2 separate regions of the Homo sapiens genome follow, and region 2 is linked to region 1. The links are chromatin contacts, found by Hi-C or POLR2A ChIA-PET in ENCODE. All regions are on one chromosome and are shown on one strand. The core of a region is the stretch at or near the end of the contact, and the rest is flanking DNA. Distances in the headings are between cores, read along the strand shown.

Region 1 (3,550 bases), core at 98-2,597:
ATAATAGAAAATCTTAATCGATTTGTAACAAGTAAAGGAATTGAATTAGTAATATTTTTTAAAAACTACATACAAAAAAAAAAAAAACCAAGGCCAAGATAACTATATTGGTAATTTCTACCAAACACTTAAGAAAGAATTAATACCAATCCTCCACAAATTTTTCCAAAAAATAGAAAATTAGAGAACACTCCCAACTCATTATAGGAGGCTAGTTCTATCCCGAAGCTAAATCCAAGCAAAGACATCACAAGAAAAAAGAAAAAAAAAAAAAAACATACAAACCAGCATCTGTCATGAATATAGATACAAAAATTCTCCACAAAACACTAGCAAATCAGATCCAGTAAAGTACAGAAAGAATTATACACCACAACTAAGTGGGATTTATTCCAAGAATGCCAAGTTGACTCAAGATATGAAAATCCAGGGCTGGGCATGGCAGTTCACAGCGTAATCCCGGTGCTTTGGGAGGCTGATGCTGGAGGATCGCTTGAGCCCAGGAGTTCAAGAACAGCCTGGCAACATAGTGAGACCCTGTCTCTACCCAAAAATTTAAAAATTGGCCAGGCGCGATGGCTTACCCCTGTAATCCCTCCACTTTAGGAGGCCAAAGTGGGTGAATTGCTTGAGGCCAGAAGTTGGAGACCAGCCTGGCCAACATGGCAAAACCCTGTCTCTACTAAAAATACAAAAATTAGTTGGGCGTGGTGGTGTGCGTGCCTGTAATCCCAGCTACTTGGGAGGTTGATGCACGAGAATCACTTGAACCCGGGAGGTGGAGGCTACAGTGAGCCGAGATCGCACCACTGCACTCCAGGGCCTGAGATTACAGGCATCAGAAGGAGGCGACAAAGTGAGGCTCCGACTCAAAAAAAAAAAAAAAATTCCGGGCACGGTGGCTCACGCCTGTAATCCCAGCACTTTGGGAGGCCGAGGTGGGCGTATCGCCTGAGGTTGGGAGTTCGAGACCAGCCTGATCAACATGGAGAAACCCCATCTCTATTAAAAATACAAAAAATTAGCTGGGCATGGTGGCGCATGCCTGTAATCCCAGCTACTCAAGAGGCTGAGGCAGGAGAATCATTTGAACCCAGGAGGTGGAGGTTGCGGTGAGCTGAGATCACGCCATTGCACTCCAGCCTGGGCAACAAGAGCAAAACTCCATCTTAAAAAATAAATAAATAAATAAATAAATAAGCATTTGACAAAATTTAACATCCTTTCATGGTAAAACAAAAAAAAACTAGAAATAGAAGGAAGCTTCTTCAACCTGAAACTGAAAGTGAACCTGAAGTGAAAACGGGTACTTATGAAATCCAGCTAACATCATACTTAATAATGAAAGACTAAATGCTTTCCCCTCAAGATTAGGAATAAGACAAGGATCTCTGTTGTTACCACTTCTGTTCAACATTCTACTAGAGACAAACCAGAACAACCAAGCAAGGAAAAGAAATAAAAGGCATCTGGATTAAAAAGGAAGTAACACTATCTTTATTCACAGATGACATGGTCTTATATATGGAAAATCATAAGGATCACACACACACACACACACACACACACACACACAAAAAAAAATCAACAAATATTAGGATGAATAAATGAATTTAGCAAGGCTGCAGGAAACACAATCAATATACAAAAATATGTTGCATTTCTACAAATAGTAATGAACAATCAGAAAGTCAAATTAAGGAAACCGTTCACAATAGCATCACAAAGATTAAAATACTTAGGAATAAATTTAACAAAAGATGTGCAAGATCTGCACACTGAAAACTACAAAATATAACTGAAAGAACTTTTTTTTTTTTTCCTGAGACAAAGTCTCGCTCTGTCACCCAGGCTGAAGTGCAGTGGCGCAATCTCGGCTCACTGCAGATTCCACCTCCCGGGTTCAAGCAATTCTCCTGCCTCAGCCTTCCATGTAGCTGGGATTACAGGCATTTGCCACCACACCTGGCTATTTTTTGTATTTTTAGTAGAGATGGGGTTTCACCATGTTAGCCAGGCTGGTCTCAAACTCCTGACCTCAAGTGATCTGCTCACCTCGGCCTCCTAAAGTGCTGGGATTACAGGCATGAGCCAACATGCCCGGCCTGAAAGAACATTTTTAAAGACCTAAGTCAATGGAAACATATCCCATGTTTATAGATCAGAAGACTTACTATTGATGGCAATACTTTCCTAAGTATTGATGGGAATACTTACTAAGATGGCAATACTTTCCAGGTTGATCTGCAGATTCAACTCAATTCCTATCAAAATCCCAGCTGCTTTTAAAAAAAAAAAAAAAAAAAATTGAAAAGCTTGCCTTAAATTTTATATGAAAATACAAAAGATCCAGAATAACCAGTCTTGAAAAAGAAGAAAGTTGGGGGACTGGGCATAAGGATGGACATAGAGATCAATGAGGTAGAATGAAGAGTTCAAGAATAAACCCTTACATACATGGTCAATCGATTTTCAAAACAGCATTCCAAAAACACTCAATTGGGGCGGGCGCGGTGGCTCACACGTGTAATCCCAGCACTTTGGGAGGCCGAGGTGGGTGGATCACGAGGTCAGGATATCGAGACCATCCTGGCTAACAAGGGGAAACCCCGTCTCTACTGAAAATACAAAAAATTAGCCAGGCATGGTGGCGGGCACGTGTAGTCCCAGCTACTCGGGAGGCTGAGGCAGGAGAATGGCGTGAACCAGGGAGGCGGAGCTTGCAGTGAGCCAAGATCGTGCCACTGCACTCCAGCCTGGGCAACAGAACAAGACTCTGCCTCAAAAATATATAAATAAATAAATAAATAAATAAATACACTCAATCAGGAAAGAATAGTCTTTTCAACAGATGGTGCTGGGACAGCTTAATAGCCACATCCAAAATAATAAAGTTAGACCCTTATCTCACACCATGTACAATATTTAGCTTAAATCAAAGACCTAAGTATAAGACTAAAACTATGAGACTTTTAGAAGAAAACACAGGCATAAATCTCGGTGACGCTGGATTAGGCAATGGCTTCTTAGATATGACACCAAAAGCACACGCAACCAAAGAAAAAAAATAGACAGATTGGACTCCATCAAAGTTAAAACTTTCACTCTGTGACCCAGGCTGGAGTGCAATGGCGTGACCTCGACTCACTGCAACCTCCACTTTCCGGGTTCAAGCAATTCTCCTGCTTCAGCCTCCCGAATAGCTGGGACTACAGGCACGCGCCACCACTCCTGGCTAATTTTTGTATTTTTGGGAGAGATGGGTTTTCGCTGTGTGGGCCAGACTGGTCTCGAACTCATGGCCTAAAGTGATTCTCCCACCTCGGCCTCCTAAAGTGCTGGGATTACAGGCATGAGCCACTGCGACTGGCCGATTTGTAAATTTTTAAAAGTTTAAACTTTTGTGCTTCAAAGAACACCATCAAAAAAGTGAAGAGAGGCCAGGCGCAGTGGCTCACGCCTGTAATCCCAGCAGTTTGGGAGGCCAAGGTGGGTGGATCACCTGAGGTCAGAAGTTTGAGATCAGCCTGGCCAACATGGTGAAATCCCG
Region 2 (3,412 bases), core at 458-2,957, 53 kb after region 1:
CAGAAACGTGACTGCCTGAATGAGACCAAAGTCCCACTTACGGTAAAGGCAACTGGGGGGCAGAATCTGGCCCTCCCCTTCAAACAATCCTTCTAACCCAGAACCTGCCGCGCCTGTGGCTATGCGGCTACTCCAGGTAACTGCTACTTCACGCACACAGTAAAACCGACTGAGATCTACAAGGTATCAGGCACCATACTCCATTTTGGAAATTCAAAATTGCGAACCTTGACGGTTTCCTAAGCTGGACAGTGGCCACAAGGTTAATCTGTTGGTGATAATTCATCCAGCATTATACTGAGGGCTTCTGCACTCTCCTGTAATATATCTCAAATACTAAAAGAAGAAAGTGAACTCAGGCATTCAGACTACGAGAGAAACAGAAATTACTGAGGCCAGGTGCGGTGGCTCACGCCTGTACTCCCAGCACTTTGGAATTGAGTGCTGAGGCAGGATCACTTGAGGCCAGGAGTTCAAGACCAGTCTGGGCAACATAGGAAGACCCCAATTTGTACAAAAAATACAAAACTTAGCTGGCCTGGCCGCACGGTGCCAGTAGTCCCAGCTATTGGGGAGGCTGAGATGGGAGGCTCACTTGAGCCTGGGAGGTAGAGGCTGCAGTGAGCTGTAATCGTGCCAATGCACTCCTCCACCACGGATGACAGTGAGGTCTGTCTCACTCAGAAAAATAACAAAAAATTTTAATTTAAAACATTACTCAGTTGACATTCACTGAAGTCCTATGTGTCTGGCAACCTGTTCCTGCAGCAGTGGTTCTCAGGCTGAGTGTGGGGAGCAGAAGCACTTGAACAGCTTCATAAAGCAGATGCCAGTCCTGATTTAGTAGGGCTGGGATCCTAGAACTTGCATTTCTTTCTTTTCTTTTGCGATGGAAATGGAGTCTTGCTATGTTGCCCAGGCTGGACTCCTGGGCCTTTGTGATCCTCCCACATCGACGTGCCAAGTAGCTGGGATTACAGGCTTGGGCCACTGCGCCCGGCATAGAACGTGTATTTCTAACAAATGTCCAGGGGATGCTACTGCTGATGGGGGACCACGCTCGGAGAACCACCTGGTACCATGAACAAGAAGTAGATTCTCGGCCCTCAGAGAGGTACTCTCGAGTGGAAATCGGAAAACAATCCAATAATTAACGCAAAACAGAAAACTGCAAACAGTGGGAAATGCTGCCATGAGGGAAAAATACTGGGTGCCCAAACAGCAGGGCAGCAGGAGTACATGGTCTACTGGAGGGAGGGGACGCCTGAGCTAGGAAAGGGGTTACGGGGCTGGGGAGGAGCGTTCTCGCAGAGGGACCAGAGTCACCGCACCACGAGGGAAAGCGGCGGCGGGGGCCGTGGGCCGGTAACAGCGGGAACAGGCCAGTGGACCCCGCCTGCCCGGCCCGGCCACGTGGAGGTTCCACAGGGCTCGGAGGGCCCCCAGCTCCGGCCGCCGCCGCCCACACCCGCACCAGCCCAGCCGGCCCCCGAGACGCCAGCCGCCCACACCCCCGCCAACCTGCGGCCCGCTGAGTCCTGGCGACGATGTATTTCCGGAGCTTCCTCACCGCCCGGTCCCGGGTCACCTGCTCATTCCCCGCCAGGCGCTGAGCCAGCTGGATCTCAGGCGGGAGCTGCACGCGCGAAACCATGACGCCGACGGCCGAGACCCCCTGTCCCGGAGTCGCCTGGTACCCAGCACACTGAGCACGCGCCTCCTGCGCCCGCCTCCTCCTGGCCCCGGCGCGTGGCGTGACGTCACAGCCCGCGACACCGCCCAGGCGCACGCCACCGCCGCGCAGTGGCCGAGCCGCGCAACTGCAGCCCCCGGAGGCCGAAGGCTACAGAGGGGGCGCGCGCTCCCTGCCTGTGCGCATGGGCGGAACCAGCGAGCGCGCGCCTGCGCCTGCGCCTGCGCCTCGCTGGGGCTGCGGTGGGTCGGGATTCTGAGGCAAAGATCTGTTGTTTTTTAATCTCATTTTATTTATAACCCCACTTGTATTTTTTTCCTGAGACAGGGTCTCGCTCTGTTACCCACGCTGGAGTGCAAGGCGCGATCTCGGCTCACTGCAGCCTTTGCCTCGCGGGCTCCAGGGATCCCCCAGCCTCAGCCTCCCGAGGAGCTGGGACCACGGGCGCCACCACTCTCGGCTCGAAACTTTATTTTTAAAACCAGGGGTGTGCCGGGCGCGGTGGCTCACGCCTGTAATTCCAGCACTTTGGGAGGCTGAGGCGGGTGGATCACGAGGTCAGGAGTTTGAGACCAGCCTGACCAACATGGTGAAACCCTGTCTCTACTAAAAATACAAAAATTAGCCAGGCGTAGTGGCGGGCGCTTGTAATCCCAGCTACTCAGGAGGCTGAGGCAGGAGAATTGCTTGAATCCGGGAGGCGGAGGTTGCAGTGAGTCGAGATTGCGCCGCTGCACTCCAGCCTGGGCGACAGAGTGAGACTCTGTCTCAAAAAACAACAACAAAAAAAAAAACGGGGAGGCTGCATTTGGCCTAGGGCCACAGTTTGACATACCCTGAAGTAGAAAAATATTCTTTATTTTTAGAAATAACTGCAGAACTCTTTGGTAAAGGTGACCTGTCATGATGTCTGTAATTCATTCTGCAAAAAAGTAAATCATTACACGCACATATGTGTATGCAGATAAGCAACTATGGCACACTGTTAACAGTTGTGGCGTTGGCCGGGCGCGGTGGCTCACGCCTGTAATCCCAGCACTTTGGGAGGCCGAGGCGGGCGGATCATGAGGTCAGGAGATCGAGACCATCCTGGCTAACACGGTGAAACCCCGTCTCTACTAAAAACACAAAAAATTAGCTGAGCGTGGTGGCGGGCGCCTGTAGTCCCAGCTACTCAGGAGGCTGAGGCAGGAGAATGGCGTGAACCCCGGAGGCGGAGCTTGCAGTGAGCCGAGATCGCGCCACTGCACCCCAGCCTGGGTGACAGAGTGAGACTCCGTCTCAAAAAAATACAAGTGTGGCGTCTACAGGCAGGAATACAGGTCTTCATTGACCTATCTTCTGACATTTTCTATGTATGAAATTTTTCATAAAAAGTTGAAAAGGCTGGCAGTGGTGGCTCATGCCTGTAATCCCAACCATCACTTGGGGAGGCCAAAGCAGGTGGATCACCCGAGGTCAGGAGTTCGAGACCATCCTGGCCAACATGGTGAAACCCCATCTCTACTAAAAATACAAAAATTAGCTGGGTGTGGTGGCGAGCACCTGTAATCCCAGCTACTCGGGAGGCTGAGGCAAGAGAATTGCTTGAACACAGGAGGCGGAGGTTGCAGTGAGCCAAGATCCGGCCACTGCACTCCAGCCTGGGCGACAGATTTTGAAACTCTGTCTAAAAAGAAAAAAAAAAGGAAACATTTAGCAACTGGTTTTAGAATCTGA

What was found. Hi-C counts contacts between places; a loop is a spot of excess contacts on that map. ChIA-PET counts read pairs that join two places held with the same protein, here RNA polymerase II (POLR2A). Pooled maps may share reads with other maps.
Region 2: a loop to region 1 is called in a pooled map, with 4 times the contacts of the local background. The contact joins the promoter of RRP1 here to the enhancer-like site in region 1. A Hi-C loop is called at or near these places in 1 of 168 maps with a recorded cell type or tissue (Right ventricle myocardium superior) and 9 of 50 pooled maps. POLR2A ChIA-PET finds 5 or more read pairs at or near these places in 4 of 52 experiments (H1, PC-3 and activated naive CD4-positive, alpha-beta T cell).

What each region holds. Positions count from the first base shown.
Region 1 is chr21:43,840,713-43,844,262 of GRCh38, reverse strand. No RefSeq gene overlaps it. Among named protein-coding and RNA genes, the nearest start is that of AGPAT3, 23 kb to the left of the region's middle. Within about 2 kb of position 1,347, at least 3 of the 41 ENCODE cell types and tissues checked have a DNase peak (open chromatin) inside an H3K27ac peak, as active enhancers do.
Region 2 is chr21:43,787,872-43,791,283 of GRCh38, reverse strand. It overlaps RRP1 (ribosomal RNA processing 1), which reads right to left and starts at 1,707. Exons shown (of 13, transcript NM_003683.6): 1 at 1,522-1,707. The coding sequence starts at 1,654. RefSeq lists silencers at 1,297-1,466, 1,677-1,906 and an enhancer at 1,537-1,646.